Linked DNA regions of Mus musculus: all the other regions are linked to region 2. The links are chromatin loops, found by intact Hi-C in ENCODE. Cell type or tissue: left cerebral cortex. All regions are shown on one strand. Each heading gives the region's core, and the rest is flanking DNA. Links, peaks and the distances in the headings are about the cores only.

Region 1 (8,408 bases), core at 2,088-7,087, 160 kb after region 2:
TCTCCTTTGGTAGTAGGCAGAGAATATTTTTCCACCAAAGGCTCTAGAACAGATGGGAAGGTTCTGTCTAGGCACCGGTTTGGTTTCATCATTCTCTTGAGTTATGTAGGTGTTGCTTTCAGCAATGGGGCCTTGCTGTCCGTTTCTGAAGTGCCCCTGCTAACGTTGGCAATAGCTCATGTTTTGGGGGAATTGCCATAGAACCATTTGGACAACAACTCAGTTATATATAACCCATTAACATTACTGGAAACTGCTTTATGACAAGAAATGTCTAACTGAAGCTTTGTCACTCCCCATCTTATTTGGGTGGTTTCATTAGATCACCTTCATACATGTATATATTTTAGGAAGCTTCTACTATATTAGGGTCCAATATTACCCCTCAAATGGCCATAAAATTTAGCTGTCTGTTCCTACATCCCTCCTTCATCCCCTTTTCACTTCTCTTCCCTCTTTGATCCTGACCTTCTAATTCCTCTCTTCTTGTCAATACATTCAGAATGATCTATTCTAGTTTCTTTTAGTTGAAAGATATATGTCCCAACCTTCAGTACTTTACTCTATACCTGTCCTCTGTGTTTTTATGGATAATAGCTTGATTATCATTGACTTAACCCCTAATAGACACATAGAAGGGAATATAGACCATATTTGTCTTTCTGGATTGGGGTTAGCTTACTCAGGATGACTAGTTTTCTCTAGTCCCATCCATTTAGCTGAAATTTTCATGATTGCATATTTTAAGTTACTGAGTAGTATTCCATTAAGAAAATGTACCACCCTTTAAAACCTATTTGCTTATTGAAGGGTATCTAGGTTGCTTCCAATTTTTGGCTATTTAGAGCAGCAATGAACCTAGTTGAACAACATTGAACATCGTTGGTGGATGGAGCATTCTTGAGGTATATGTCCAATAGTGGTACAGTTGAATCTTGACATAGATAGATTACCGTCTTTCTGAAAAACTGCCACACTTATTTTCATAGTGAGTGTATAATTTTTACACTCCCACCAGCAATGGATAAGTGTTCCCCTTACTCAATACTCTCATCAACATGAGCTGTCATTTGTTTTCTTGATCTTTGCCATTTCATTTGGTGTAAAATGAAGTCTCTAAGTAGCTTTGATTTGTGTTTCCCTGATGACTAAGAATATTCAGCATCATTTTAAGTCCTTCTCCACCGTTTGAGTTTCTTCCTTTGAGAATTCTCTGTTTAAATATGTACTCCAATTTTAATTGAGTTGATTTTGTAATAACTAACTTTTGGAGCTCTTTAAATATATTAAATCTTAGCCCTCTAATAGATGTGTAATTGGTAAAAAAAATTTTACCATTCTATAGGCTGCTGATTTGTCCACATGACAGTGCCATTTGCCATGCAAAAGATTTTCAGTTTCCATCAGTTTGTAAGCTTTCAGTTGTTTCTGTCGTTGGTGTCCAGCTTTAATTCATGATGGTCAGATAGGATGCAGGGTGTTATTTCCATTTCCTTTTATCTGTTAAAACTACATTTGTGTCCATGTTTGTGGTCAATTTTAGAGATAGTTTCATGAGGTGCTGAGAAAATGGTATATTGTTTTGTGTTTGATTGTAAAGTCCATGTGGTTTGTGACATCATTTAGCTACAACAATTTTGTTGTTGTAGTTTAGCTTTTGTCTGGGTGACAAGTGTATTGGCAAGACTGAGGTGTTGAGGTCTCCCACTATCAGTCTCTGAGGCTTAACATGTAATTTAAGCTGTAGTAATGTTTCTTTTATGAACCTTGTGTTTGGTTTCATATATGCTAAGAATTACAAAGTTCTCTTAGTAGAATTTTCCTTCAATGATTATGTAGTTTCCTTCCCTATCTCTTTCAATTAGTTTTTGGTTTAAAGTCTATTTTATGAGATATTAAAATGACTACAATAGCTTGCTTTTTAGATTCATTCTTGGAAGGTATTTTCCTTCATTTTATCCTGAGGTGATATCTATGTCTAATATTAAGGTGAAGCAGATGGGTGAATCCTGTTTTCATACATTCTGTTAGTTTCTGTCTTCTTGTTGGAGAATTGAGACCAGTGATTTTGAGAGTTATCTATGAGCAGTGTTTCTGATTCCTGTATGTATTGTTGATGTTGTGGTGGTGCTGGTGGTGGTAATGTTCTCTCTCTCTCTCTCTCTCTCTCTCTCTCTCTCTCTGTGTGTGTGTGTGTTTCCCCCTCTTTTGACTTGCTTCTCTGGGTTACTTATTCCTTGTGTCCTCTTAGGTATGGTTAACCTCTTTAGGTTGAAGTTTTTCTTCTAGCATCTTCTAACACCTTCTGTGAGGTAGAATTTTTAGATGAATATTGCTCGAATTTTTTTTTCTCATGGAATATCTTAGTTTCTCCATCAATTGTGATTGCAGGTTTTGCTAGTTCTAACAGCTGGACTAGCATGAGCAGTATCTTAGATCTGCACAACTGTGCATGAGCTTCCTGCTGTCTAGTCATAACTGAGAAGTATGTTCTTATTCTAGAAGGTCTGACTTTATATGTTAGTTCATCTCCTGCAGCTTTTAATGTTTCTTCTATTCATTCTGCATGTTTAGTGTTTTGGTTGTAATGTGTCGAGGGGAATGTGGGGATTTTTTTTGGGGGGAAGGGTACATTCTATTTGCTTTGTTTCTTATATCTTAATAGGCCTATCTATCCTTCTTTAGGTTAGATAGGGAAATTTTCTTCTATGACTTCGTTGGAAATATTTTCTGTGCTTTTCACATGGGTTTGTCTCCTCCATTTCTATTTTTTTATTAAATTTGGTCTTTCATAGAGCCCCACATTTCCTGGATGTTTTATGTCAGGAGTTCTTTATCTTTAACATTTTCTTTGACTGAGGTATTAATTTTTCCTATTGTGTCTTCTATGCCTGAGATTCTTTCTTCTGCTTCCTGTGTCTGTCAGTGAGACTTGCCTCTGAAATTCCTGCTAGTTCCTAAGTTTTTTATTTCCATATTTTTTAAATGTTTCAAAAAATTCAGAGATCTACCTGTCTTTGTTAAACACAGATGATAAGCCAGCTGGATAGGACCTCCTTGAAATTGCCACTCCTACCATACCTGGGTCTGGACCTCAACTGCCTTTCTCCCAGGCTGACCTTAAACTCATACATCTGCTTGTCTTTTTATCTGCCATTTTTGTATCAATCTGACAAACTGGCTCATGGTGTACTGTTCTTTTAGACCCGTGAAGCTCCTTTTACAATTCATACTGCATCCTTTTGTTTCACATCATTGAGAAATTGTATATTTTTGAACTCATGTTTTCAGCATCCTTTCTGGCAGCCTTACGGGCTCTCCTTAAGGCCACAGCATTCTATCATTTTCCTGATATTCTATCACAGGCACACACTTGCTTCCCAGACTCCTGCTGTCTCTAATTATCATGGAGTCATTAATCTTGTCAGAGAGGACATTAATCAAAGGAGGAACATGAAAATGTGTACATTATTATACAAACAAGCCTTACACCCACAGCAACCACCAACACTCGTGTAGGCCCACTCCCTGCTGACTGTTCCACGGGTGGGAACCATGTCACACCCTCCTTATCATGGTCAGGCTGGACTGTGTAGGGAGTTGACAGGTATAGGGATGAGTTGGAGAAGAGCAGTGGAGGGGATCCACAGGAGGCAGAGAAGCAGAGTGTCCCAATAGGATATGCTTATTACCTGAGATCGAGGGCAAAGAATGTGGAGAGGGCAAAATACCTAGTTTGATACATAGTTGGGGGATGAGACTTGGGGGTTGCATTTGGAGGAGAAGAGGCTAAATGAAGATTTGAAGCTCACCTATCCACTTTGCTGGCCTACTTGTTTCTCTGGCAGGCTGGGGTAGTGGGTTCTCCAGGAATGCCTGTTGGGGTTGGGAGCTGGGACAATAGGTTGAGTCAGAAAAGAGGTTGGAGGAGATCTGTGTGATCTTCTGGAAGTGGGAGAAAGGGCAGGGATGAGATTGTGGGCTTTGGAGGAGCAGGAGGAGTAGTAGAGGTCTGCAGTTAGACCATCTGCTTTCCTGGCTGACTTGACCTGGTAAGTCATATTTTCCTGTGGATCCTTTCTAGGATCGGTGACTAGGTACTTGGTTTATCTGGTGCTTTCAGCTTTTCTGTCATGTTTTATAATCTTACAGTCTTCAGAATTTCACAGATGGTGACTCTTTCTGGAGGTTAGATGAGCAATTAAAGCTCTGTCTGGTTGCTTTGTGTCAGTACATATGCTACCCACATTTCATGCTGAATGGAAGCAAACCACACAGTCCTCTCTTGCCTTACTTTCCTCTTTGGGAATTTAGGAATAGAAATAATACTTCTTCCTGACTCTGGTGAGGAATGAGTCACAGGGAAGATGTTATATCTAATTCAGTTAATATCCACCAAAGCCGGCTGAAGGCATAGATCCTCAGACCTGCTTCTAAAAGTAACTTGGTCTAAAACTGTCCTCAGTAGGAGGTCACAGCTCAGAATCAAATGATGTTAGAAACAGAGGCTACAAATTAACCTTCAAGGGATTACTTACCCAGAGGTTGTCTGCTTGACTTAAAGGCATAGGCTTCTACTCTGCTCACTGTTCATCTACTGTTCAGCTTGTCTGAATCTTAGCAGCGGCACATATTTAGCATTCATTCCTGTTTTATTGCCTAGACTTTTACCTAATGAGTTAGGCAGTGGTTGAGTGTTTGAATAGAATTCATGATAGCTTGGGTTTGGTATTTAGTACTGAAAAATAAGAGGAAACAAAGAATATTGCATTGTATAAGAACCAGAAAGGCTTTTGATTAAATTCAACAAACTTTATTGCATATCATGTCTATAATAGAGAAACATCTATACATGGAAGGTAAATCTGGATAATCTAATAATGCAGTCACTGCCTGGATGGAATTTATAATAAAATTAGAGTAGACAGAGCTGTATTGTCAATGCCTGGATTGGGGCTCAGTAAAAGTCTTTTAAACAGTTGGTAAAGGCCATGAGAAGAGTGAAGTGTTGTTATTAGTCTCTAAATATGGATGGATTTTTGAGTGAAAGAGATGGAAGAAAGGTCAATGCTTTGGTTCACACTAGGTAAAGCAGATGTGGGCATTAAGAGGAGGGTTTGTTGGTGTTGAGCCTGGCACATGCTGTGTTGTGATGCGAAAAGCCAACTGGGAAAGCAGCCCAGTGTGCTTCTGAATTATGGGACTATGGTATACAGTCCACAGAGAAAGGTGCAAAATGAGCTAGACATGAAGTTTAAGGATAGATTATAGAGGTTGTACATGCTGTAAAACTTGACTTTAGGCCATGTGAAACATGAGCCTTTGAAAATACAGGCAGTATTGTGCTGGTAAATTTTATATAATAGAAATCAGTTTGGTTTACAGTCCTTCACTATAGAGACTTCAAACCAATCTGCCCATCTGAGATCACTGGACTGAGCTGGGAAGAGACACATAGGGCATATGTAATTCTTTGCAGATTGTGTGCTGACTGCAAGGTGCCATGTCCAGGGCTTGGAATGCTCCGAGGTTTCTTCTAGAATGTTTATATTTAAATCTTCTTAATAAATATACTTGAGACAAAAGGAAGAGCAGATAAAAGATGACAGAAAGGGTGGCAACATCTGACACAGAAGGAGAAAATGCTCAATGAAGAGAAAGGTTTTGAGTCTGGGGAGTGAGGCTCTGTTTCATGGTATCTATGACCTCTGTGAAACCCTATGTACATTTGTGTATCAATGCACTGTAGGGAATGATTGTCTATTAGATTTTTTAATAGGTCTGTGAAACCAACTTAACAGTTAGACTGTCATTTTAGATAGGAGTGATGATTGAATTTGGTAAGCAGTTGTGTGTGCATGTTGTATAACGGTGATATGAGAAAGAGTTGTGAATGACATGAAGATACTTTAAGTTGGACACCTAGAAAATGAACACTCCTGATAATAAAAAAAGAAAAGAGAAATAGATAATAATTTCCTAAGTAAAATTGGCAGTTTTAGAATGAGATAATCTGAGGCACAATAGAACATATAAGATAAAGTAAGAACATGTAGTATTTACTCTAAGTAATGTAACTTCATTCCTAATTCTTTTGTGATTAGATACATTACTGATTATACATACTGGATGTTGGATTTCCGATATGGATAAATATCTGAAGTACATATTTAATGTACCAAAGTAGACCTGGGCTCCAGGTTTTCCCAGCATCCTTTAGTCCTTACCTGGAATACCCTGCCCATAACCCTGAACTCTTCAGCCCAGGGGCTTGGCTTCCACTCCTTCTGAAACTTTTCCCTATATAATATAGAAATTTTGTTCTCTCTCCCTCTCTCTCCCCCCCTCTCCCTCTCCCTCTCTCTCTCCATTCACACTTTATTTCTTTCTTTGCCTCTTTTCCCTGTCTTTGTCTTTCAGCCAGCCTGAAAGTGAATTCACAATAAACCTGCCTTTATGTACATTAATCTGACTTGAGTTGGCTCATATTACTGGTGGAGAATAACATATCACAGGCCAACTCAACGACACTTTGAAGGCAAAAGCAGAGAAGGGAGAAGAGATGGGATACGAGGTAGAGTGTTGGCTTACACAACATTCCACTAGGCTCTTCCCAGGGTCCTAGCAATGGATTGCATCATCATCAGCTGCAATCACCTGCCACTGCCAGGTGTGGGCAGCATATACAAGGACTGTTTCCTACTCCAGTTCTCTTTCTCTGTTCCCAAGTGTTCCTGGCCATTTCTCTCTTGCCCTTTCTGTCCTTCTTTTCTGTCCTTCTCTGCCTCACTTCTCTTTCTCTGCCCTCTGGCTCTGCTCCTGTCTGCCTGCCTCTACCCCTTCTCCAGGTCCTTGCTCTCTTTCCGTCCCCTTTTATCCAGATCAGTTGTGTGTTGTGCTTTCTCAGAGGGATGGGATCTCCCCTGAGAAATTGGCATGGGATCTCCAGGTATCCCTGAGCCCTGTATTGTATTTCAGAACAGAGAAAGAGAAAAGGCCAAAGACAGACTCAAGTCCCACTCTATTGCAAGTTATTTGTTTTATTTTATTAATTTTTTTCATACAATATATTTTGATCCTACTTTCTCTTCTCCCAGTGAAGTAGAAATTTCTGGTTTCTTTATCAATTCAGTTGTGTCACATGATGTTTTTCTGGAAAGTGTCTTGTGAGAAGGCATGTGATATTTTGCTGAAATCAGACACTTGAGAAGGCATGTGATGTTTAGAAAGAATATAAATGGAACCCCATAAACAGTGAGAGGATGCTATTGCATTGCTCTGCGGTACAGTGCTTCATTGGTCTTTGATGGTCTTTGTTGGTCTTTACTGGTCTTCACTTCATAGAAAGCATATGCACAAAAGAACTTCTCGGGGCATTCTGGCTAATTCTGACAGCTTTTGCTGACTCATTCAGACTCAGCAGAACCTTGCTGTTTCTGCTGAATCAGGCTGCTGCCACTATTGATTGGTGTTTGGTGTTTACTACTGAACAGAACTGCTGGTATCTTGACCATGAAGAGTAGCATAGCCCCAAGGAACTACTTCTAAACTGGTCCCCAACAACCTTTACTTATTAACCTTGTTTTTCCCCTACCTCTGGTTGGTGGGTTAGAGGGATGTAGAATTGTTTAAGAACCCCAAATAAAGTAAGTTGTGGAAAAAAATCCAAGACTACACCCAATGTTCCCAGATCCTCTCCTGTCCTTCCTCACCCATTCCCTCAACCCCTGTATCCCTGAAACAAAACAAAAACAAAAGCAATATTGAAACCCCATTAGCCAGCAGGTATCAGAATTTACTGGAAGGTTGATTAGTGTAAAGATTACGGAAGCTAAGAGGTCAAAGGACTTTAAACTTCTAAACTAAACTGGCCAGTAACTTTGTTCCATTCAGAAAATTTACCTTATCTTCCAAGTTCTCATTTACCTCATTTATAAGATGCAAATATGGAACTATTCAAATTGACTTTGGATTGGAGATGAGGTCTATAAATGGCTGGTGAAAGATGTCCTTGTCCAAGCTTGACAAACTCTTTGGTGTTCATTACAGTGGAAGCCAACACAAACATTAATTTCAGAATGACTATAAATTAGAAAATATAGATAAATAAAATTTTAGTTTAGTTGGATTATTGAAAAATTCTCTCCAATCATACATTTTAATTAGTAGATATATACAATAAGCTAAGCAAAATTGTATGTAATTGAAACTGGTAAGACTTTTATATGCTGCTCACCCATTTGGGAACCTCAGTGACAACTGACTTTACTGGTTGCTGATCAACATGCAGTTGAGCTGGAAGTACTTCAGGATTTCAAACTGGAATCATATAATTTGTATTGATTTGCCTTCAGCCTTCATGTGACTTACTAAAAATGTCAATCTAAAACAAATCTTAGTGGATTGAA
Region 2 (8,408 bases), core at 1,609-6,608:
TTTCCAACCACTTAGAAACAGAAATATATATGTGTATGTGTGTGTGTGTGTATATATATATATATATATATATATATATATATATATATATATATATATATGTATATATTGAATAAAAGAGTGTGGTAAGGAAGAGGAGGAGGGAAGAAAATCAGCTTGATTCAGAAACAAAGAAAGATACCAGAAGTCTTGCCAGTAAGACAAACAGGGGGGCAGATACCACCCAATGAAATTCAAAACTTTCTCTGAAGCTCCAAGAGGCTGCCAAAGAGATCTCAGCAAGGAAGACTGCCACTCAGAGAGATGGTACGACTCTTCCAACCAGTTAAATTGAAGCAAATAATCATAACAGTAAATATCACAAAACACAGTTTTTAAAGCTAGAAATAAAACTCAGTGGTAGCGGACTTCCTTGGCATTTCTAAGGCCCTGGGTCTAGAATTTTTAAAGGCTATAGTATTTTCTTTCAATTAATAGGATTGATTTCATTACATTTAGGGCAGAATTCTTTGTAGGTATATAAGCAGTATAGATACTCAGGATACATAAATTATGCAAAAGGGACTACTGTGGATTAATACAGCCATGTTTATCTGCTGTGGCCTCTTGGCATATATTAACCTTATTGTTCCTCATCTAATTTGATTAGTTATATAACTAGTTCATTTTCTTTGTTTTTTTTTTTTCTAGTATCCGAATTTACAAGTGAAAGACAGGGTTTTTGGATATACTTTGTATAGATGAATGCAAACCTAGTTTCTCAGTTTTAGTAGGTTAGCTAACAACAACACAAACTCTTGAGCTATTAAAAGGTGTTTGTTGGAAAAATGGTCAGTGGAGAGAGAGTAATGGCAGGTCCCTTACAGAAGGGTACAACGGAGGTGTCCTGCCATAGCAGCTGAGTTCCAGAGCTGCTCAAAATAGGAATTCTCAGCAAGCACTCTGATGTGTACAGGAGGATCGTTCCGTTCTTCCTCATCCTGCGTGTCTCTGTGTGCTCTGATGGCATCCTAGCTAGAAAGTCATCTAGGTCAAGAGCCAGTGAGAAATCCACACTAAGCTTGATTAGCCTTTATGTAAAATTCATCAATAAACTGATCTATATTTAAAATCAAATCTTAAATGCAGAATGTCCACTTGAGCCAAAATGAAGTACTATTGAATCTGTATTCTTAATCATGTTCAGATTAAATTTCATTAAAAAAGAAAAAAAACTGTCCACAATAATGTTTAAAAATTGAAGTTACTCATTTTAATCTTTTGAAAGAGAAAACAAATACACTGAGCCACCCACTTCCCTAGACTCACCTGTACCAGAGCAGCTTAACTCTGAATCCTTACAGGGATGCACATTAACAAAGAAAGAGTAATATGATTTAATACTGTGAGTTTAACTATCTACCTTCATTAGGATCATTACAGTAAGTAAATGAATCTCCAGCAACCAAGAGAGGAAAGACAGCAGATATTACATAAAACATAATGTGGCAGGATTTTCCAAACAGCCCTGGATGTCTCCAGTGAATGTTCTTTTTAATGAAGATTGACGGAAGTATTCAAAGTATAAAGTATGTCATTATTTTGTAGATATTCCATCCTGGAAAACTAAGGTCTCCAGATATTTTTATTAGTCCATGTGTGACTATATCTAATGAATAAAGCAAAAAGCTTTGGGTTTTTGTCTGTTTGCTTGTTTGAGTCGATGTTGAAGGTAAAACAGAATGGCCTCAGTCTTCTATAAGCAAACTCCTGATGTTCTTGCGTCTGTCTTCCAGCTACTCAGATTACAGGTATAGAGCATCATGCTCACTTACGTTGTGTTGGGAATAAGATCTTGAATTTTTGATCCTACTGCTTCAATATTCATGTTATCTGAGATTACCAATCCATGCCACAATGCGCAGCATAATACCTTCAAAATTCATGTCAAAGTCTCAGTTACATACATTATAGTCTTTTACCATCTACTCTTTCTGGATCCTTTTTCCAGTTAATTTCACCTAGATTTACTCTTTGTGGAAGCAAAGCGAGCATTCAGTATAGGTGAAGATGATGTTCTCTGATTTCATTTATTGCCACACAAGAGCTGGGGTTAGAAGCCAGGGTACAATGCACAGACTTGGTTACTGAATTCTAACTGTAGGTCCTACGCCATTATTCTCTGATTCTGCCATATTGCTTTGACTCTAAACGGACTATTGATTATGTCTTAGTTGTGAAGTAATGGGAGTGTTTACAAATATTGCTAAACTATTAGATGGGTAGAACTTCAAATCTGATATTAAAAAATAATTTGATGCAAAATGTTAACTGAGGCTTTAAGGATCTTCAATAAACTTAGGAGAACATTATGCAATTCAAAAAATCCTCAGCCATTTTATCTTAATATTTAAAATATGCTATGCCAAGTTAACTTCAGTAGCAAACAGAAATTTAACATAGTACTAAAACTGCAAAAGAGGGGAGATAAAAATAGATATTATTTGTCCAATAATATATGCTTTCTACATGCCCTTTATACTGAAATACCTCCCTATTAAATGACAGCTGGAGAGTTTACAAAGAGAAACAAACCCAAAAAGAACCCACAACTCTGACAAAATACATTTTTAAATACTTTAAATGTCTGCCTAGGAAAGCTGGAGAGATGGCTCAGTGGGTAGGAGCACTGGAGGCTCCTGCAGAAGACCTGGGTTTGATTCCCAGCATCCACATAGTGGATCATAACCATCTGTAACTTCATTAACAGTCTGTTTCTGATATTCACAGTCATCATGTACTTCTGAGGTGCACAAGCCTACATGTTGCCAAGGCACACATACACATAAAAAAAAAACCCAAAATCAATTTTAATTGCTCAGATATATACCTTCGCTGCCCTTCATTTCAGTCCTTCAAATACGATCACCAACACCAAAACTCTTACAGGGATAAAACTGAGAGATTCTACATATTATTCTGTTCTATCTTTTCAAAATCCAGGCAAGGTTCCAGGATTTTCATCTAAATCATCACCTTCTTTCTCTGATGAGCACATGGCTTACAACAGGCTGTTAGCATCCTATATCTGTCTCTATTTACCCGGAGTGAGAGCTTATGTGAAGTCAGCCCTGGGCAGGATCTAGGCTCCTCCTTCAGTGTCACCTGCTGACTATGGAAACTTAGGTCACTTACTTAAGCCTCCTTATGCCCCACTGTTATCAGTTATAGGGTCTTGACTACAAAGCTCTTCACCTACTTCCTGACAGAGAGGAAACTCAAATGACTCATTCTATACATGTTTTGAACATCATTTAAGTTCACACTATAGAAAAGCCAAAGAATTCAAATTCTCTATGCATTTAACTTCAGTTCAGTCAATGGGCACACTGGGCTCAGTCTCTTGAACATAGCAGTAATGAAACCTAAATTTAGACTGGAACATATTATATTCAGTTCCATCACCAGTTAACATATCAGATATTGCCTTCCCTTTAGAATTAGCTATGTACAAGTGAGATTGCCTGTAGTTTACAACATCCATTTTGAGAGTCCATTCTTTATCAGGAATAGTAACCACCAATGTGTACAATGTGTACTTCATAGACACTGGCCTTGGGACCCCTTCCTAAATAGACAAAAATGGCTCTCTGAAATAATGGATTTAAAAAAAATAACCCATTTGGTAACACCTGATCTTCATATATTCTTTGATGAACTAATAAATTCCATTTATTTACATACTCAAATTTTCCCAAAAGTCAATGACAGTAAAATTCTTTTTTCTTTCTTTTCTTTTTTTCTTTTCTTTTCTTTTTTTTTTTTTTTAATTCTTAAGATTAAAACCATTTCTAAGCACACAGTGAGATTCAACAGTCCTCTTGGAAGTCTATACTGAAAAGTTGACCAAAACAACGACAACAAAACAACAACCATCTAAGCATTTTACTTTTAATCACTAGTAGAAAGCAATATTACTCTTGTCTTCGGTGTTCAAAAATATCCTCTGGCAGGGGTATGAAGGTGTATGCTGAAATGAAATTTCAGCCACTGCAGCGCAGTGGGGAGCTGGATGAGACAGCATATGGCACGGAGTCTTACACTTCCTACCTACATCCACTATTTTAGTTCCATAAAAATATTCATCACATTTTTTTGGCCATGGATTCCTGCCATAGATATAATATATTTCTGTGCTATGATATAGTTGGAAGAACTCAATTTGTTTTAACAGTGGTAAAAAATAAAATCTATTGGATTAGGGTGGCTCCTTCTCATCACAAAATAGCATTGTGTACCCAGCAATTGATAGCTGAAATTGCTGTCAAATCCATCCACAGGCAACATCAACCCCTGGCCACCAAATTAGGAAAATCTCATTAAATTCCAAACAACGAAATGAAAATCAAATGACCATGGAAAACAGTGTGCCTCATTTACATGTTTCTAAAATTTATTGCAGGACAGAATATGCTGTACCCTAATTATATCAGTTTCTAGTGAACTTAAAACTGAAATGACAATGTTCTCCAAAAAAATATGCACTTAGGATATTTTACAAGATGGAATCTTAACTCCACACCATGAAGGAAGGCAACTATTTCTCAACAAGAGGAGGCCAATATTCAACCATCATAAAGTCATCTCACCTAGTACTGTGACTATTTCAATATTTAATAAAAATTTAGAAATACACACCGAAACTAAAAGAATCAAAACCCCTCCCATCTTCCCTAAACCTGTCATTTCCAAGAGCTTTCTGATGGTCTCCTGCCCCTGTGCCACTGTTGCCAGTGGCTGCATTTTTAATGAGGAAATTCCTCCAACATACTCTCTGTGTAGGTCAGAGGATTGACCCTTCAGACAGAACTTCCATGTGGATGTCATATGTTACCCATTTGAAGCACATGTATAATGTGAGGCCCTGTAATTAACAACAGAAAAGCTAACTTTACATTGGACCCCTATACGATGGCCGAGTTAGCTGCCAAATGAACTCATAATACATCTGAGACATATAGGCTGATGGGTTGATCTAATTTTATGAATATCTTTCAAAAATTAATATTTTGATTTTAATTTTCCTGAGTAATACTACAAGATTGAATTCACCTGAAAGTGCCAACACCGGTCAGACAAGCTGGGATAAGAGAGCAAGCTAATGAATGAGGGAGCTTGGATACATTCCAGAGTGGCAGTAATTTACAGAAAGACCTTCAGTGACTTCTGTGCCTGATGTTCATGTTCCTGTGTTTCTTTTCCCAAAATGAATAGCTAACTATTCTCCAAGGAAATAGAGGATGTGTCATCACAAGCCAGGTTATAGATGGCACTGAGATATGTCATCTTTTATTGAATTGATCACACTTGTGAGAGCCAGGCTGACACATGGAGATCTCCAGTAGGGAAAGAACCAAAAAGTCTCTAGCCAACACCCAGCACCATGGATGGCGTAGAAGACACCTCACTGCCATCTTGGTACAACTGCAGGCTTGACTGGCAAATGATCTTGTGAGGAAGTTTGAGTTAAAGGCATCCAAACCAAGCTGCCTCTAGTACTCTGGTACACAGACCAATGTGACATGTCTTCTTCATCTATGTGGGCTCTTCCTCTAACAAATCAACATAAACTAGGTAGTTTATGAATCAGAAATTTATTTCTTAAAACAGATAAATGTGTGTGTGCCTGTGTGTGTGTGTGTTTGTGTGTGTGTGTGTTTGTGTGTGTGTGTTTGTGTGTGTGTGCCTGTGTGTGTTTGTGTGTGTTTGTGTGTGTGTGTTTGTGTGTGTGTGTTTGTGTGTGTTTGTGTGTACCAAAGAGAGGCCAACAACCTGAGAATGGGAAGAAATAAAAAGGGTGGGAGAAGAGAGAAAAGAGAAAGTGATATAATTATATTTTAATTAAAATAAAATCCAGTTAACTGTATAATGTTAAAGTAACAAATATAAGTCCCATGAGAGCAGTAATATTTTGGAGGGTGTTTCTATGTTGAGATAAAATCATGTGCTAGAATAACTAAATGAATGAACGACATGTAATTAGGAGGGAATTTCCTTGTGACATTCACTGCACACAAATGTGCTTTCAGTTTGAATAGTGTGCTATAGGAAGCCACCGTGATAGGAAAGGAATACTCCTTGACTGGGTCTGCCTGGAAGATATTCCCTGCACTACAGCAAATGCTCTCCCATGCCCACTCCTATTTCCTCCTGCAGGTAATCCCTACTGAGAGTGAAGCTGGCTCCAGGCTGAGCTAACTCTCAGGTCAGCTGTTTACCCTGATTTCATCAGGATGCTGTTTGACAATCATCATGAACTACTTCTCATGAAGTAAGAAAAACAACATAACAAAACCTGGTTGTCCAGCTAGATTAGTTTGAAAACATGCTAAAGTTACATGAAATCTACTCTTTACAGCATCAGCGAGTCCAAGACTCCCAAGAAAAGCAAGACAGCCTCTGTTCCCTCTGACAAGTGCACACTGGTGACCTTTAAACAAAAGGGTTAGCCGTTACTTCTGCTGGAGGTACTGAGAACAAATCACTCTTGAGTGTTCTGCCATAAATAAACAAGACACACCACTCACTCTGATGCTCAGGAAACATCAATGAAGAGGCTGCAGAAAGAATTTAAGATCCAGAAGATGGTGGAGCGGTGGTGCAATCCTGGGAATGACAGTCTTTGCAACCAAGAATCACAACAGCTTCAGTTGCCTGTCACTGCCCTGCAGGAGACTGCATCTCTCAGCAGTCAGGGATAGTAGGAGGACTCATAGGACCCTCTGTCACCCTACTGAACTCATGGCTACATGTATATCATTGGAGATGGGGACTGATTGTGTTCCATTTTGTACCTACTAGGTGAGCCCAGCAGGGCCCAGTAGATAGCTTCAAACCTGCAGTCACATAAACAGCCCTAGCTAAACTCACAGGGTCACAAATCTAAAAGATATGAATGTGGGAAAGGACTTGGAAGAAAAAGGTAAGGTAAGGTCTGGAAGGAGACTAGGAAGGGTGGAAAACATGGATAGATTTGCTAAGACAGTGAGGAGGGAGTGAGTGGGTGGGGAAGCACCCTCATAGAAGCAGGGGGGAAGAGGTGTGATAGGGGTTTTACAGAGGGAAATCCTGGAAGGGGAATAACATTTGAAATATAAATAAATAAAATAACCGATAAAAATTTTAAAAAAAGAATTTAAATTTTGCTCACAGATGTGAAGAGTGGATGGCTCATTTTGTGAATAATATTCTAAATGAGGTCCATAGCTAAAGTATTTTCATTAGATCTATACTTCCTTAAAGGCACACTTGCTCTAAGCTTTAAAATTTTGGTTCCAGTCATTAATCCTAACTTATTTTTCATTTAAGTGGATTGAATTGCTTGATGACAGAGACAGTGAATTTAAGAAGTAATCTACTACAGGAAGCCCTTGGATCAAAAGTGTGCATTTGCATGTGTCTAATGAACAAAATTAATTTACGTATAAAAAAACAGTAACTTTATGGGAAAAAAACAAATCGCATCTGTTAGTAAGTGATTAGAGCAATTCTTTCTTGTTAAGAGACCATGTCAATATTTACATGTACTTCCTAGAGTCAACGTAAAGATTTTCATGGTAGCTCAATGTAAGTCATATCACATATCACACTAGGAAATATTTGTGTTTTTACTGTCAAAACACAAATAATTTATTATTATTTATAAATAATAAGAGAAGAAGTAATTAAGTATTGGGTACTTAATTTTGCTATACAAAAATATACATTTAAGTTACTTTCAATTTCCTTTTATAGATCTTTAGTACTGAGGAGTTTTTGCAAGATACTTTCTGCAAGGGAATTACAGCCTTACAATAAAAAACATGAGCTTTGAGGCATTAATCAATAGATACACACAAAAGCTTTTTTATTCAATAGATATTCATGTGCAGGTTCCTTCTTAGAGTATTCATCTAAATAGAAAGCAGACAACAAGAAGGAATTTGCCAAATCACAAGAAAGAGGGAGTGATTCTTAGCCCTACATTTCTGAGATCTGCCCAACTAGTACTTGATTAGAGTGGGAGCTGGAGTCACGGTTACTGTATGTGTCAGCACAGCAGGGCTAGAGACACCAGGATGGTTGAAAAGACTTTGGCTTTAGTGCATATGTAAGAGTGCTTCTGGAAATAATTAAACAGTGGGTTGGTGGTCTGAGTAAAGAAGACTGCCCGTATCAAAGTCTCATCTAATCAGATGAAGGTCTAGATACAACAACAACCAAAACAAAACAAAAACGAACCAATAACCCAGCAACAACAGGAATGGTGTGTTTGCTCTCTCAGCTGTGACATCCATCCCCTCAGACACTCGTGTTTTGGGTTCCTGTGCCTCTGGACTCAGCACAAGACTAATACCATAAACCCCTGTGCCCAGAGGAAATTCTGATCT
Region 3 (8,408 bases), core at 1,249-6,248, 110 kb after region 2:
AGTGTATATTAGCCATAAAATACTGGAAACCCATGCTACATTCCACAAACCCAAAGAAGCTAAACAAGAAGAAAGGCCCAAGCAAGGACGCTTGAATCTCACTTAGAAAGGGGAATAAAATAGTCATAATCCAAAGATGGAGGGAAGGAACTTGGTAGGAGAGGGGAATGGTGGATTCAGGATCAGATGTACAGAGAGATAAGGGAGATGGCCAGCCATGAGAATTAATGGAAATCTGTGTCTGACAGGGTTGAGGAGGGGCATCTCCAAGATGTGCCAGAAACCCATGGATGAGGGAGGATCCCAGGAGTCAATGGGAGTGGCCTAGGCTGAGATCACAGCAGTGAGGATGTGGAACCTGAAGAGGCCACCTCCTATAGCCAGATGGGAACCCCAGTGGAGCAATGAGGATGTCAACCCACAGAACTTTATACCCCAAATTTAACCTGCCTTCAGGAAATACTGGGATGGAGGATGGAGCAGAGACTGAGGGAATGGCCAACCAATAACTGGCTTAACTTGATACCCATCCTATGGGCAAGCACCAAACCCTGACACTAATTTTTTTAGATATTTTCTTCATTTACATTTCAAATGCTATCCCCTTTCCTAGTTTCCTCTCAAAATATTCCCTATACCTTCCCCCTCTTGCTGCTCCCCAACCCACCCACTCCCCACTTCCTGGCCTTGGCATTTCCCTATACTGGGGCATATAATCGCAAGACCAAGGGCCTCTCCTCCCATTGATGGCTGACTAGTCCATCCTCTGCTACATGTGCATCGAGGTCTTGAGCTCTGGGGGTACTGGTTAGTTCATATTACTGTTCCTCCTATAGGGTTGCAGTCCCCTTCTGCTCCTTGGGTACTTTCTCTAGCTCCTTCATTGGGGACCCTGTTTTTCATCCAATAGATGACTGTGAGCATCCACATCTGTATTTGTCAGGCACTGGCAGAGCCTCACAGGAGACAGCTATATCAGGGTCCTGTCAGCAAAATCTTGTTGGTATATGCAATAGTGTCTGGGTTTGGTGATTGTTTATAGAATGGATTCCCCAGTGGAGCAGTCTCTGGATGGTCCTTCCTTCAGTCTCAGCTCCAAACTTTGTCTCTGTAATTCCTTCCATAGGTATTTTGTTCCCCATTCTAAGAAGGAATGAAGTATCTGCACTTTGGTCTTCCTTCTTCTTGAGTTTCATGTGTTTTGCAAATTGAATCTTGGATATTCTAAGTTTCTGGGCTAATATCCACTTAACAGTGAGTGCATATTACGTGAGTTCTTTTGTGATTGGGTTACCTCACTCAGGATGATAAACTCCAGATCCATCCATTTGCCTAAGAATTTCATAAATTTATTGTTTTTAATAGCTGAGTAGTACTCCATTGTGTAAATGTACTACATTTTCTGTATCCATTCCTCTGTTGAGGGACATCTGGGTTCTTTCCAGCTTCTGGTTATTATAAATAAGGCTGCTATGAACATAGTGGAGCATGTGTCCTTATTACAAGTTGGAACATCTTCTGGGTATATGCCCAGGACTGGTATTGCTAGATCTTCCTGTAGTACTATGTCAAATTTTCTGAGGAACCACCAAACTGATTTCCAGAGTGTTTGTACCAGCTTGCAATCCCACCAACAATGGAGGAGTGTTTCTCCACGTCCTTGCCAGCATCTGCTGTCACCTGAAATTTTGATTTTAGCCATTCTGACTGTTGTGAGGTGGAATCTCAGGGTTGTTTTGATTTGCATTTTCCTGATGATTAAAGATGTTGAACATTTTTTCAGGTGTTTCTCAGTCATTTGGTATTCCTCAGTTGAAAATTCTTTGTTTAGCTCTGTATCCCATTTTTTTTTGTTTGTTTGTTTTTGGTTTGTTTGTAGGTTTTTATTTTTTTTAATTAGATATTTTCTTTCTTTACATTTCAAATGTTATCCCCCTTCCTAGTTTTCCCTCTGAAAATCCCCTATCCCCTCTCTCCTCCCCCTGTTCCCCAACCCACCCACTCCCATTCCTGGTCCTGGCATTCCCCTATACTGGGGCATACAGCCTTCACAGGACCAAGGGTCTCTTTTCCCATTGATGACCGACTAGGCCATCCTCTGCTACATATATAGCTAGAGCCACAAGTTCCACCATGTGTTTTCTTTGATTGGTGGTATAGTTCTAAAGAGCTCTGGGGGTACTTTTTAGTTCATATTGATTTCCTTCTATGGGACTTCAGTCCCCTTCAGCTCCCTGGGTATTTCTCTGGCTCCTTCATTGGGGACCTCTGTATTTGCTGGGCAGTGGCAAAGCCTCACAGGAGACTGTCACCTTCCAAGGTTTAGAAGCCAGTATAGAATAGGGAACAAAAAGATTGTGAGAGCCAGAGGTAAAAGATGACTAGAAGGAAACTGAGTTTTCTGTATCCAGCAGAGTATCTGTACATATGAATTCACAACACTTTTGATAACATGCAAAAGAATTATGCAGGCCCAAGAAAGACCGTATGCCAACATTGAAAGGGGAGTCGGATATAAGTTCCACCACTAGGCAAAGAGCTATGGGCAGCTTTTAGCTGCTAGGATAGAGAAGATCAGTTTTCCTAAGAACATAGCCATGGTATGTGACAACAACCTGGTAGAAGACCACATACCCAAGAATGTTTGGGCACCACGCACTGGCCTTGAAGGCACACAGAAAGACACAGATTTGAGTGGTGAGAGAAAAAAGGAAGTAGATCTGCGAAGAGCTAGGGGAGGGAGGGTAAAAATAACTAAATAATGTAAGAAATTATCAAAAAGCCATAAAATATTTTAAGTTAATAAAAATAATTTCACTATTGATATAGCTAAATGAAAGTTACAGTTGCTTTTGTTGAATTGAAAGGTACTTGGGGAAGACCCCATTAGATCAGCCATCTCTGACAGACTTAATTTCTCTCGTACTACAGAAATCGTTGATGCCATCTAATTCAAGGGCTTCATTTTACCATAGTTATAAACAGAAAGAAAATGAGGAAGTAGAGTTTACTAACTGAATTGCCCATGTGAATGGATGTGTTAGAAGACACGTGGAGGGTCTTAGTCAGGCGTGAGCAGCATGAAGGAGAATAGCGTACTCGCTGTATTTACTAGCTGTATCTTTACTTGCTGTATTTACTGTTGTATCTTAACAAGCTGCGTGGACTAGTTCAGGGATTGTGTATAAGAAATGTATACTGGATGCATAAACTACTACAGAGTAGGCTATTTTAATATGTCTTTGCTTTCCTAAATTTAGGAAGTCTATTCAATCCCTTCAATCTCGAATGTGTACTTTGTCTTAGTTATTTGTTTCTAGTTATAATTAAAGTTCCGTATTAGCAAAATGTGACCCAAGGAGGCATGACCAAGACAACTTTTTTTCAGATTCCATTTGAGTCCATCAGATTGTTAAAGTAGTAAAATATGATCTGTCCATGGGAGAAGGGGAAACTACTGTGCCTGCATCTGCAGAATGGGTAAGAAATGGGCCCTTTGAAAGAGTTGGTTATTTGGTTGCCTGGGTGTTGGTCTAAGTTTTGGGACTGAAATTTTAATCCCCGAAGAGCAGGGATGTCCCCGTGAATGTCACAGAAAAAAGAACATTGAAATTCAAGCTAAGCACATCAGAGCTCAGCACTGCATGCCACCCAAAGGCACTGGACTGCTTAAAGTACAATGAAGTAATTGTTCTTCAACAAACCGCATGCGAACAACTAAAATTATAAGTAGGTTAAATTTTTCACATAAACTTTGGGTTCCTCTAGAACAGTATTCTTTTTTGGTAGCACTTTTGGCAGATCATGTTCACAGGAAGAAGCTGAAGTGTTACCCTCAGCATAATATACGATCATCCTCAGCAAGTAGGAACACATACAGAGTGTGGCAGCTTGATGACTCCGCCACCACCACCACTGTTTGCAGCCTCTTTTTATTCCTCCAATTTATAGGCCAGGTTCGTACTCAGACTCAAAAAAATTTAAAAACTTTCTTATTTCTGTTAAGCATAAATTTCCAAGACAAGTTTTAAAATTAGAACTTTATCAGAAAACACTGTAAAAGTCTAAATTAGATGGCTCTGGAGAATTTTCTATAGGCATATCTGTAAAATTTAACGATTCTAAAAAAGAAAAATGGCTAATGGCTTATTGTATAATCCAGACAACGATAGAAGGTAGAGCACAGATCTTTACAAATCCTGACATGGAATAAGTTTGGACACATAAATCAAGGCCTCGGTTGAAGATCAGCAAGCGAATGGCCCAGCAGATTTTGCATTTCATTTTGTTAGAAATGTAGGTCCCAGTAGTACATCTTCTGGACAGGCATTCTATCTTTGAAATGGCTTCAAGCAGAGCCCATGCAATGAGCTACTAACAAATGTTGATTATTGATGAAGTAGAGAGCTACAGCAGGTGGTTAAAGTTCTTATACGACACATCTGAAAATAATGAGAATTGCTACAGAAATTCAAAATATCTTAAAAGGAAAACTTGCTTCCATTGTGTTACAGTGGCCTGACTCTGTGGAGCTGGTCATTAGTAATTGAAATCCTGGATCCCTCTACTCATTTTTGCCCTTTCTCATAGCCGAGACAGGCAGGGAAAACTCTTTAGGCTGACTTCTAGAAAGAAAGAGAAAGTAGATCTGCTTCTTAACTTGGACTATCTAGCTTTGAGGAGATCCTTGCTCGATGTGTTATGGTTGGAGGATTCTAACTTGGTGTTTCAGCGGACCAGCATCAGACCAGCCTTGCAGCTGGCTCTGCTCTAATTTCCCCCTGTTGGCAACCCTAACTTCTCAGGATAGCCCCTACAAAGAAGCCACTGCTTGTTCTTTGGTTCAGAGATGGTGGCGTACGTCTATCCACTTGCCTGAAAGAGGTTTGGAATCAACACACAGACTAGAGATATTACAGCATTAGCAGAGAGGCAGGGTGGGGTGTAAGACATTAAGGGAAAGGTGGTGATCCAGTTCATAGATCAGGATGGAATGCCTGTCTGAACAGACTTACCTTCATATTATTCTCACTAATGAACATTGGAGTATTGATCAGGATTATTCTTAAATCCTGTTGTCTGAGGATTGTAGCTGTATGAAACAGTCAAGCTATCTCAGTGTAAAGGACAGAAAAGAAGCTAAGAGTTAAACATACATTCGTCTACTTAAAGTAATGTGTGCTTTCAATTCCTTTTGAGCTAGAAAAGGATTTTTTAAAATATTGAGTTCATATTGTTATTCTAACCCTAGGCTCCATAAGTTGGTGACATATCAGCACTAATTATATCGGAACTCAGCATATATTGTGGTGTGTGTGTGTGTGTGTCTGCATGTATGTCTGCATGTGTATGTGTCCATGAGTGTGTGTGTACATGTGTGTATGTTTGTGTTCCTGTGTGTATGTAGGTGGACATGTGTGTTGTACCAAGGACAACTTCATATGCTTTGCTTCACAATGTGGAATCCACATCTCTCTCTCTCACTCATTCTTGCTCTATCTTTCTTTCTTTAGTATATGCATGGATGTTTTGCCTATCTGTCCATCACATGAATGCCTGGTGCCCATAAGGGCTAGAAGAGATCATCAAACAGGTGTGAAGCATAGTGTAGCTGTTATGACCTCTGGAAGAGCAGCCAGTGCTCTTAACTACTGAGCCATCACTCTAGTCTCACTGTACTTTTTTAAGCTTGTCAGAGCAGCTGGGTTAGCTAGCTAGCCAGGGATCCTTCTATGTCCTTTTTGTAAGCGTTATCATTTTTCCTGGCTTTTTTACATGGGTACAAGAGATCAAACTTAAGTTCCCATGCTTAACCAGAAAGTTATTCTCCTAGTCCATTCATATGTAACTTTTAAAATGTTCATTCTATTTTAATTATGTGCATATGCACATAACTATGTGTGGTATGTGCAAGTGGGTACTGATGCTCACAGAGACCAGAGGTGTTAGATCTCCTGGAACTGAAACTACAGATAATGGTAGGATAATAAACATGGGTGCTTGGAATTGGACTTGGGTCCTCAGCAAGAGCATTGCCCAATCTTGATCACCAAATCATGTCTTCAGACCATGTCATCTTTTGAAAAGGGTGCTCAGATAATTGTCCTAACTTTTACTATAACCCAGGGCTTAGTGATAAGACTCCCACTGTGAATTCTGACCTAGCTTATCTACATATGTTTCATAGTGTGTGTGTTTCAGATTTTTATTTTTTAGTAGACAGATACTTTGCCTAAAATGACTCAGACATTTGGATTATCATCTGGAATTTGAGTCTCTTTGATCCTTGTTGGCCTAACAAATTCTGTGTACCAGATTTCTGGCTTGCTTGTGTTATATTATATTCTTTTTTTTTTTTCTTTTGTATTCTTCATGTATCATGCTTCACTGATAGAGAGATCCAGAAAATATAGTCAGAGTCAATTGTAAACAGTGCAAGTATTCTCTGGCCAAACACATCTGTGAAAGTCTAGGAGAGAGAACAGGGATCAATCACTTTACCATAGAATGTTTTAAGAACTTTGAAATGCTAAAAGTTGTTTATCACTCTAGGAAGAAAGACCATGTTGAATATTACTTGAAGACAGAAACATTCTACTCTTTATCCACCAAAGAGGAGCTATGGCTCCTGTTTGAGTTTCAGTACAATTGGAGAACAGGTTTAAATACGAATTCTTTAAAACATCTCTCAAGTGATTATTCTTTTGTTACTGAAAAAAACTAACAACAATAAAGCGGAAGTAATCTTTGTGAGACCCATTTAATGAGCAAAGAGAGAACCTTCTAGAATGTTCACTTTGCATTCCTGTAACATCCTGTTCCAGCATCTGGCCCTGACTCCTTTCCTTGACATTTCTTGCTGGAGACAGCAGGTTGTTGCACTCACTGAGGCACTGTGATGGCTCTGAAAGGTCCATTTTTAGACAGAATTTGCAACATCAGCTTGACAGCTATCTGCTAAAATTCACTGGAGACATTTTTACAAAAAAGAATCTCAGACAAGGTACTATAAGGTATTTGACATATTGATTGTTCTATAAGGGAAGTACATAAAGTAATATAAAATAAATAATATAAAAGAGGTTAATGAATAATATTAGGTACAACTAATAACAACCAGACTTTGGGATAAAGACAGGTTTGGCCGAATAGAACAGAGTAGAATCTGAGTATTTATTTTAATTATTATGTGATCACCATTTAATGTTGATTTGGGTGTTGTTAAAATCTAATTAGTTAACTAATTTAATTATCTATCTATTTATTTATGTAATCTCTCCTTTCCCCTCCATTCCTATCCCTTTATCATCCCTCCTGTCATACTTCCTGCAGTACTGACAGGATAGCAGTCCTTCAGCCTCTAAGGTGCTGACTGTGGGGATTAACAGTTTTATGTCACTGTCCTTGGTAGTAATTAAGATCTGATCACATGTACAAGATAAGATGGAGACCGCTCATTTGTTTCTAAACTCTCTGGGCAGTATGCATGATGATTAATTCCTACCAGTGCTGAAAAGGATAAATGAGTCACTGAGTTGTAAACAGTGGTTAATGTCTTACAACCAGGATGTAGATTCACGGCTAACAGTGTCAGCTCCAGATGTCCCAGTGCCAAACTCCTTGACATTTAAATATTCTCAACTTTGAAAATGTGTGTTTAGTGCCTATAGCTGTACACTTAGCACTTTGAGTCTTCATCTAAGACTCGGTGAGCAACACATCCAACTGCGTGAGTAACCACATCTCAACAGAATCCATGGCGAACTTTATTGACTCTGTATCATTTTAAGTTCCTTCTTATTGACCTTGTTGAGTTATTTTTCCATCTCATTCCCTTAGAGCAAGAATTCTCTTACAAACAGAGAAACTACACATCTCCATTGCTCATGAAATCTGCTGAATAATTTTGCAACATAGCACTTCTGCATACTAACTGGAATGCTCAGTGCTCTAGAGTCAACCTGAAGGTATCAAAGAATCTCTAGTTCTGTAATGGTACAATTCATTCACTCTGGTTAGTAAATCATTTTGCCATCTCTCTGGTCTCCAGGATGTTTCTTTTTTAGTCTCCTCTCGAAGTGTCACCGCTATATAACTTTGCAAACACATATTTGAGCCCCCAGTCCACTATTAGCCATTTAGATGTTCCCCTGTTTCCTGCTATTCTGAATCTTCTACCCTTTGTTCTAGAATTGGCTTTTTTGACTTGATGCTTCAATAGGACACAATCTTCATTTTCCTCCCTCCCCACAACACGGTTTCTAGGCAACACTTCCTACCACTTTACTTGATTTAATTTACTTTTTATATTTTTCACCTTCCATCCATTCTCACCTCAGTGGCATGGAAGAAACACATAATGAGGGTAGGAGATTAGTTGGAAGTACAATAGTGTCACCTAAGCCTGA
Region 4 (8,408 bases), core at 1,196-6,195, 130 kb before region 2:
CTAGATTTATGATCTCATACTACAATTTAAAAAAATCAGTCTTCAGCTCTGATGTTGAATGCTTTTCTACTGTCCACCGAGTGATTTTAGGGCAGACAAAGGCACAGGTAGAAAGCAGAAGAAAGCAAGGGCCCCTGACTGAATTTCTCCCGATGATATTGAACAGAGAAGTTCTAAGTGAACCTTCTGTGATTGAACTCTATCGTCAAATGCAGAGCAATGAAACAATCGGCCATTGCACTAAGAACACTGACATATTTTGTGTACCATGTTAGTATAGCTCCTAATAATTCTGCTCAAAAAACTCTGCACTCTCTACTGAAATTACATTCTATTAAATTCCACTTTATCAAAATCTCCCCCCGCCCCTCCCTTTCTTAAGCAACACATTTCAGGATAGATTTTTGCAGCCTTCTAGAAAACGGAAAGATATATACTTTATGTTAAAAGAGAGTCTGGTTATCTTCGACTTTATTATTTTACATAACAAAAGGTTACACTTAGTTATCCTTTAAACCTACAATCGAGTACTCAAAACCCTAGCATTTGTTTTCTTTTTCTACAGAAACCCTGAGATGCTTAATGAGAGCATATGCTGCCGAAACAAAACACATTTCATGTAGTCTTTTCAAAGGCAGCCCGAGAACCGCTCAGGCTGCGTGATGCCTACTATTAGGGCGCAGTGATATTCTTTGACCTTTATTTAATCACCATCATCAGAAGCGTTACCAGGTGTCCAGTGGTGGCAGTAGCCTATTTGTGCCCTGGTATTACATTCATCCCGCCTTATGGCTGGGAGAAAGCTGGCATGCTCGAAGAGAATTTCCAAACAGGAATCTAGTTAACCCATTGAGAGAATATTCTCTCTGTTTCCTGATAGTCCAAACTTCACTGTCAAACACTTCAAACTTTACAGGAAATTAGTGAAAAGCAGATTTTATAGGATAGGGTAGTGACATATATTTTTAAAAGTGATGGTGGAATAAAATTTGCCAGGCTTTCCTACTTAGATTTTTATAGAAAATAAGTAAACAAAAATACCTTACAGTCTAAGATGAACAAGGGCAGTTGAAAAAGCATAGCCATCTGGTAGCCCATATAACCCAGAGACTACTTACTTTTCTATGTACATAGCTACATTAAAAGAATCAAATATATATTTAGGTGAAGAGAGAATATGAGTTTATCCCTAAAAAGAAGCGATATTGAAGCAACCCAAAGGATCAATTAATACAATTAAATATGTCTCTTCCATGACTTAAGTACTATGTCAAATGTTTGTTTCACTATATTTCTCAAAACATAGAACTATACAGTATTTTTTGTTTAGTTTAATAACTCATCTTTTATTTATAAATAGAAAATCTCAATAAATTAGCTTGGGGAAAATGGCAGCTAAATATTGCTCTGAAAATATTTAAAATAATATGTATATCTATATATCTAAAAATGTACATAACCATGTAATATATATAACTATAAATGCACATAAGTATTACTTATGGCACAATACTAATTTTTCAACAAATGCATACTAGTCAATATATCCAATATATTATTGGACTTTTAAATCTAATCATAAATAAACATTCAAAAGTCTATAAAATAACCACTGCTCATTGAAGAAGCAAAGTCATTAAAATGTAGAGAAAAATGGTGGAGTTGGGGAATTACTAAGAAAGCATTAGATAATGCATTGTAGGGTTCTTAACTGGATCAAAAACACAGAAAAGGGAAACTGGATAAAATACTGAAATTCCAATAGAGCAGAATTCCAAATTAACAGAACACCACTCGTGCCGATTCCCATGTCTCAGTAATCTAACTATAGTCACATAAGATGTTAATATTAGAAGACGCTGAGTCAAAGGGAGTATGAGAAATATTTCTGTAACATTCCTCTACATCTCAAATTATTTCAAACTATGTGGTAAAGACAAGACTATCTTTTTCTTCAGCGTTCCTTAATTATATGCCAATCATTTTAATTCAGTGATCAGAATCTTACTGAACTTTTTTGAGTGCAAAGTTTAGAAAATACCAAAATAACCTCAGTATATGAAAATCAGAATCATTACTTTGCGCTGAAGACCATTCAACAATGAAAAACCTAGAGCACTGAGAAAATTCTAGGCTCTGATCTGTGGAACCTATATTGCTCCTGAATTACCAGGTCCACAGTTAATGATCTTATACACTGTGCATAGAGTTTCATTCTTCTGCAAGCAGATGCTCTTGGTTTTAGCTGTCTGCTTCATTATTTGTTGAAGAATGTACATTTTTTTTGTATATGGTTTTATGTTTTAGCTTTGCTGAAGGTTATGTGGCTTCAGTTATGTAGGATTATTTCTTTTATTCTAATGGACTACAAGTCTGTTTTTGTGCCACACCAGGCTGTTTTTGTTACTATGGCTTTGTAATTTAGTTTGAGATGAAGTATCTTGATCTCTACCACTGACTCTGTAGATCCCTTTGTCAACATAGACATCCTTGTAATGTTGACTTGTCCTATCCATGAACATGAAAGGCCTTTTCTTCTTATGTGCTCTTTAATTTCTTTCTTATTTTTAGTGGATTATAGTGTGACTACTAATTTGTTGACTTACCATCTTGCTAATTAGCTGAAAGTAAAACAGTCAGACATAAGAGTTTTTAGCTGGGGTCTCTAGGGTCTTTCAGTATCATGTTGTCTGGAAATTGGGATACTTTGACTTCATCCTTTTAAACCTGAATCATTTCATTTTTCTATCTTATCTCACTGCCCCAGCTATCCTAAGAGCAGAGAATGGGCACCTTGGTCTCATTTCTATTGAAGCCTATTACCTTAAGCCCTGGCTATCAGTAATATTTACATGTTGACAACTAACAACCTTGTCTCTAAACCTGGCCTTTCCCAAAGCCTCAAAAACTTAGACATTTCCATTTCGGTTTGACTACTTAATGGACATTATAAACATAATGTGCCCAGAATAAGCTTTCTTTCCTTCAAGCTTTTCCACCCCCAACCTTTCCCATCTCAGCTGATGGCAACTCCATCCTTGCAGCTGCTCAGGCAAAAATACTTGGACATATCTTAGAGTCCTCTCTTTCACTCACACCCACATCCAATCTGCCACACAAACTTCGCTTTATGTCCAAAAGAAAAGGGAAAGCTACAAGAACATTTTATTGCATCATTATTGGTCTTCAGTGCTGGATCCAAACACATCTATGAGGTTCTCTTCATTCTAAACGATACATGGCTACTGGGCAGGCTGTAGAGGCTCACATTATGCTAGAACTTCAGAGAAAACCATCAGAAGATTAAGTCTTTCCTAGGCTACATAGGAAATTCTATACCAATTTGAGCTATTTAATGAAGCTCTGCTTCCAAGGAAAAAGCTATTGGGAAATACAGACTTTAACTGATGGCTAAGTTAACTCAGAAAATGCAAACACTTGCCAGGTGGATTAAATTGAAAATTGGTTTAAAAAAATCCCATTTTCTGTTGAATCCTTTCCCAATACCACTTCGGGACTATTGTAATTGAAAGTCATATACAAGAGTCATTTAAGTAAGGAGAGGCTAATAACTGATTTAAAGTCGCCATTCAGCTTCTCTCCATATATTTTCCTCTCTGCTGATTTTGTTTCTCTAAATTAGATAAAATACTGATATAAAGAAATAAGTACTTTAAAGAATGAACATGGCTTCTCCCATGACATTCTCATATCACTTTGAATCCTCTGCAATAGAAATCTCTTATCCACAAAATAGAAATGATAACTGCCAAGAAGAAGAAGAAAAATGAAGTTATAGAAAAATATTATGCATTCAAGGAAGGAATTCGTAGGTTGTTTCACCAACCATTGCTGAATTGTGGTAAACATTCAGATGGACTTTGATAGGTTATCATTTTGACCCTAGGGATGAGAACCATTGGGTGTAATGCAATTAAGCCTAAGTCAAGGTCACAAAACAGTAGGAGTCAGAACCGCGGGATCTAACTCCGGATGCAGTGCTCTTCATGGCAAATCCACCCATGCAGAGGACCTACCGGGATGAGTTTTGTTTGCTTCTTAATAAATGGAGTGCTTTTAGAACAACAGAAATGCTGCTGCTGCTGCTGCTGCTGCTGACACTAGAACTGCTCTCACTAGAATGATAACCTCCTGACATGGACCCTCATTACACATTCAGAGATCACAACCAAAGCACTGCCTTTGTTATTCATTCAGGGAAGCAACTGTGTTTCCCCAAGTTTAACAGAAGCATTGAAGAATATATGAATGGACAAAGATGGAAGTGGAGGTAGGAGAAAACGGTGACATATTTAATGCACAGATAGCAATTGTGAAGAACAACACTGTGTCCTATTTATACTTTTGTATGTTGCACATCCACTAGAAAGTCTCGTGGCTTTACGTACACACCAAAATCCAGTCTATGAGTGAATGGATGATCTTACATGTATCACAGCAGTAACACACTGTCACCAACTTAAAAAGTTAGGTAAATTCATACAAAGGGAAACGATATCATCAGGAAACCCATTTTGTAAAGTGAGTCAGTGCCCTTTGCTCTAAACAAAAGGCTTCTCAAATATCTTTTATGTGTTTTAATTCGGATGTTACATACAGATACTAATGAATAACTGAGGTATTAGTCAGGTCTTATTCACTCTCATTAATTATTAACTTCCTTTAGTGCAACAGAAATACTCATTCTCTATATTTTTGGGGACACTTAGCTTGCAGCAGCTATTCTGCCATGCATAACGACCCATGAAATGTAAGAGAGGTATTATTATTGTCCAGGTATAAATAAAGAAACTCATAATCAACATGAATCCAGTCTTTTTAGGTCTCAAATCCCGTCTAAAGGTTATCTATTTAAACCTCACGCTCAATGTTTCACCCTCCTTCAATCCTCCCATATTTAAATTTATCTAGAGAAAGGGAATTTATCACTTCCCAAGATGTTTACCCTGGCCTTATCTGAATTGGACAAAGCACTTCCTCATTGTTAGTTGAAATCCACCCACTAAGTTGCAAGGAAGTGGCTTTTACTTCAGCTGAGGCAACACAGGGCAAATGTGACTGCTCTCCGATGAACAGACTGTAAGATGCAGTGCTCTGCCCTATGTCCCCTTAGTTTTCTCTCCTTGGAGTGGACATTGACTTCTGTCTTATATGTATACATAAGATGCATAATTAACACATAGGTACTTGCACATTAACTTTTTAAAAATGTTTTTATTAGGTATTTTCTTCATTTACATTTCATATGCTATCCCAAAAGTCCCCCATACCCCCCCCCACTCCCCTACCCACCCACTCCCACTTTTTGGCCCTGGCATTCCCCTGTACTGGGGCATATAAAGTTTGCAAGTTCAATGGGCCTCTTTTTCCAGTGATGGCCGACTAGGCCATCTTTTGATACATATGCAGCTAGAGTCAAGAGCTCCGGGGTACTGGTTAGTTCATAATATTGTTCCACCTATAGGGTTGCAGATCCCTTTAGCTCCTTGGGTACTCTCTCTAGCTCCTCCATTGGGGACCCTGTGATCCATCCAATAGCTGACTGTGAGCATCCACTTCTGTGTTTGCTAGGCCCCGGCATTGTCTCACAAGAGAGAGCTCTATCTGGGTCCTTTCAGCAAAATCTGGCTAGTGTGTGCAATGGTGTCAGCGTTTGGAAGCTGATTATGGGGTGGATCCCTGGATATGGCAGTCTCTAGATGGTCCATCCTTTCATCACAGCTCCAAACTTTGTCTCTGTAACTCCTTCCTTGGGTGTTTTGTTCCCAATTCTAAGAAGGGGCAAAGTGTCCACACTTTGGTCTTCGTTCTTGAGTTTCATGCATATTAACTTATTGTACTATTTGTATATAATAAATACATAATGTAAAATATGTTACACTGTTATAAGTATTTACACTAAATATCTGAGACAGTTCTTTCTTTACCTTCATGGTTTTATTTTATCTGCCAGTCATTTTTTTAGAGAGTGCATACTTTCCTTTCTGAGCAAAGGGAAGAATTCTGTCTTTCTTCAATTCTTTTTCTTAAATGATCACATTAAGAACAGTAATAATTTAGAAATTCATGCTTTTGTAACGTTTTATAAAATTAATTTGGTTTTATAAAATGATAATATTTATAGAAAATTTTCATCCATCAATAGTCCTGATTTTGCACAGGTATGAGAAAGAGGTAATCGCAACATTTATATTCTGCCTCCAAACTCAGCAGTCATCATTATTAATGTTGTTCTTGAAACCAGGGCTGTGTTTAGATGGGAATGTCTTAGAATGACAGGTATTAGCAAATGAGAAATGGATCTCTGTGTCGCACTAGAATTCATGGATTGTTTGTTCTTCACCAATATCCCCAGACAAACGGTAAGAGAAAATAATGTATTAGAAGTGTTGTTTCTTGCTTGTGGAAACTGGCCATGGCAGCCTTTGAAGGCATAGGCAATTTCAGCAGGATAATGAAAGTCTGCAGATATTTCCGGGCATGAAAGAGCTTCTCCATGGCTTGGGCCATTCTCATTGTCAAAGCACTGATGAAATGAAATGGTGTTGAAAGTAACTTCAGGGTGAATAGTAAGGAGTACACTGGAAACTATACTACTAGGGCCATGTCTGCTCATCAACCGTGGCTCTGCATACATAGTCCTTTGCTTACATAACACAGGCACCAAACGGGAAACTCTTTAAAAGGATAGCTACATAGTGAATTATTGTGCGTACAAGTCAGCTAATAGTCAATAATCTATGCTTTTTTAAAGAGAATGGGACAGGTGCTGGAGGGATGACTCAGCAGTTAAGAGCACTGGCGTTCTTCCCGAGGACATGAATTCAATTCCCAGAAACCACATGGAACCTCATAACTTTCTGTAACTCCAGTTCCAGGAGATCCAACATCCTCACAGAGACATACATGCCATCAAAATACCAAGGCACATAAAATAAAAGTAAACCAAATACGTAAAAGAAAACAGAACACCTGTGAATGAATCTTGCCCAGTTGCAGCTTCTTCATGACAGCTGTTGAAAGCTTGCCGTAATGATGTATTTTTGACAGACTTTGTGATAAAATGATAATAAAATGCCACATATCACAAGCAATATATTTATTACATTAGTGAGGGGAGAAATAAAAAAATGAGAAACTGATACAGTAGTAAAAACCTGGTATGCACAAGTGAGGCAAAGTCATAGCATAAACATTAAGAAAATAAGAACCATAAGACTGATATGCCTATGTTTTTTCAAAAATCAGGATCATCTTCCCCCTAGGGAAAGATGCTACATAGGAAGCAGAAGATATTTCACCTATTTAGGCAAACATAGGAGGAGAGAAGATGGTTCTTCGATAAGTTTCTGGAAGCAAGGAAGAAGGAAGTAATTATTTTGCTTAGCAGTGGGCCCCATTGCTGGGCACAGACTCTGCTATGGTGCAAGCACTTAGTAAATTAATAGATAACTTGATCTTAAGTGAGCATACTCTAGCTTACCAAGTGGGATATGAATAAAATATCAGTTGAAGTTGTTTCAACATTTTGCCAGTTAGGATGTCTGAGGCACTTAATGGTCTATTTGATACTATGAAGCTGCAGTTTATAGGGTACATGTACATTCATGCATACGTGAAGATCAATGTCTATTTATTTGTAGGATGTTGGAGCCTTTTTTTTTACCTCTCATTCCTCCGCAGATTGAGTCTCTAGAAAGTCGTATTAGTGTCTGGGCAGAGAGATTAATGAGGCTCAGAGCTGCCTAACATATTGTGGCATTGTTTATTATATGGATTTTCTAAAAGCTAAAAACTTACATAGATAAAATCATAATACAGAGAAAACTTAGCTCATCATCGGTGATAGCTGCTCTTCTCTTTCTTTCAAATGACATTCAGAGTACTAAACAATTTGTGACACAACTCTTTTATCAGAGAGTAACACTAGACAATGGTGCTATATATATATATATATATGTAAGCAAATTCTGTTGTTGCATTTCTTAGCTTCTTTGTTCACTGCATAAAAATTCAATGCCTCTTTAGTAAGTACTGCTTCTGCTGAGTAAACTAGAACAAGCCAAAAATCCTTAATGAAAAGCTGTTCAGGAAACAGCTGCACTACGTTATGGTCTCATGACTCAACAGATCGATGTAAGTCGTCAGAGGAAGTAGGTGGGGAGAAAAGGCCGAGGTCTGTGTTCTATTTCCAGCTCTAGCCCCAGCCTCTGGGTGACCTGTGATGAGTCACAGCTGTCTTTCTGAGTGCTTGCAGTGACTCAGGCTTGCTTTAAGAAGTTTCCTGTTCAGTTCCATGTTATAGATCACTTCCTCTCAAAGGCTTTAACAGTACAAAATGATCCTTTTCATTCTTGGTCTGTTATGCAAAATAACTGGCAGCTCCT

The links. Peaks named below come from ENCODE experiments on the same cell type or tissue, not always from the same donor. Only the 100,000 strongest peaks of a DNase experiment are listed, where the experiment ranks them.
Region 1: it touches region 2 in a loop (2.9-fold over the local background); 2 of 42 quality-filtered maps call a loop at or near these places.
Region 3: a loop joins it to region 2, with 7 times the contacts of the local background. A loop is called at or near these places in 2 of 42 quality-filtered maps.
Region 4: it touches region 2 in a loop (5-fold over the local background); 3 of 42 quality-filtered maps call a loop at or near these places.

What each region holds. Positions count from the first base shown.
Region 1 is chr15:41,328,531-41,336,938 of GRCm38, reverse strand. No RefSeq gene overlaps it. Among named protein-coding and RNA genes, the nearest start is that of Gm41312, 15 kb to the right of the region's middle. In left cerebral cortex, for the core only: no CTCF peak of the experiment used is centred there; a DNase peak (open chromatin) is centred at 4,289; H3K27ac peaks cover 1,500 bases.
Region 2 is chr15:41,484,883-41,493,290 of GRCm38, reverse strand. The region is part of intron 1 of Oxr1 (oxidation resistance 1); the gene reads right to left. Among named protein-coding and RNA genes, the nearest start is that of Oxr1, 42 kb to the right of the region's middle. In left cerebral cortex, for the core only: no CTCF peak of the experiment used is centred there; DNase peaks (open chromatin) are centred at 3,113 and 4,082; H3K27ac peaks cover 2,680 bases.
Region 3 is chr15:41,375,247-41,383,654 of GRCm38, reverse strand. No RefSeq gene overlaps it. Among named protein-coding and RNA genes, the nearest start is that of Gm41312, 62 kb to the right of the region's middle. In left cerebral cortex, for the core only: no CTCF peak of the experiment used is centred there; a DNase peak (open chromatin) is centred at 3,812; H3K27ac peaks cover 871 bases.
Region 4 is chr15:41,612,244-41,620,651 of GRCm38, reverse strand. All of the region lies in intron 2 of Oxr1 (oxidation resistance 1), which reads right to left. Among named protein-coding and RNA genes, the nearest start is that of Oxr1, 170 kb to the right of the region's middle. In left cerebral cortex, for the core only: no CTCF peak of the experiment used is centred there; a DNase peak (open chromatin) is centred at 3,088; H3K27ac peaks cover 2,587 bases.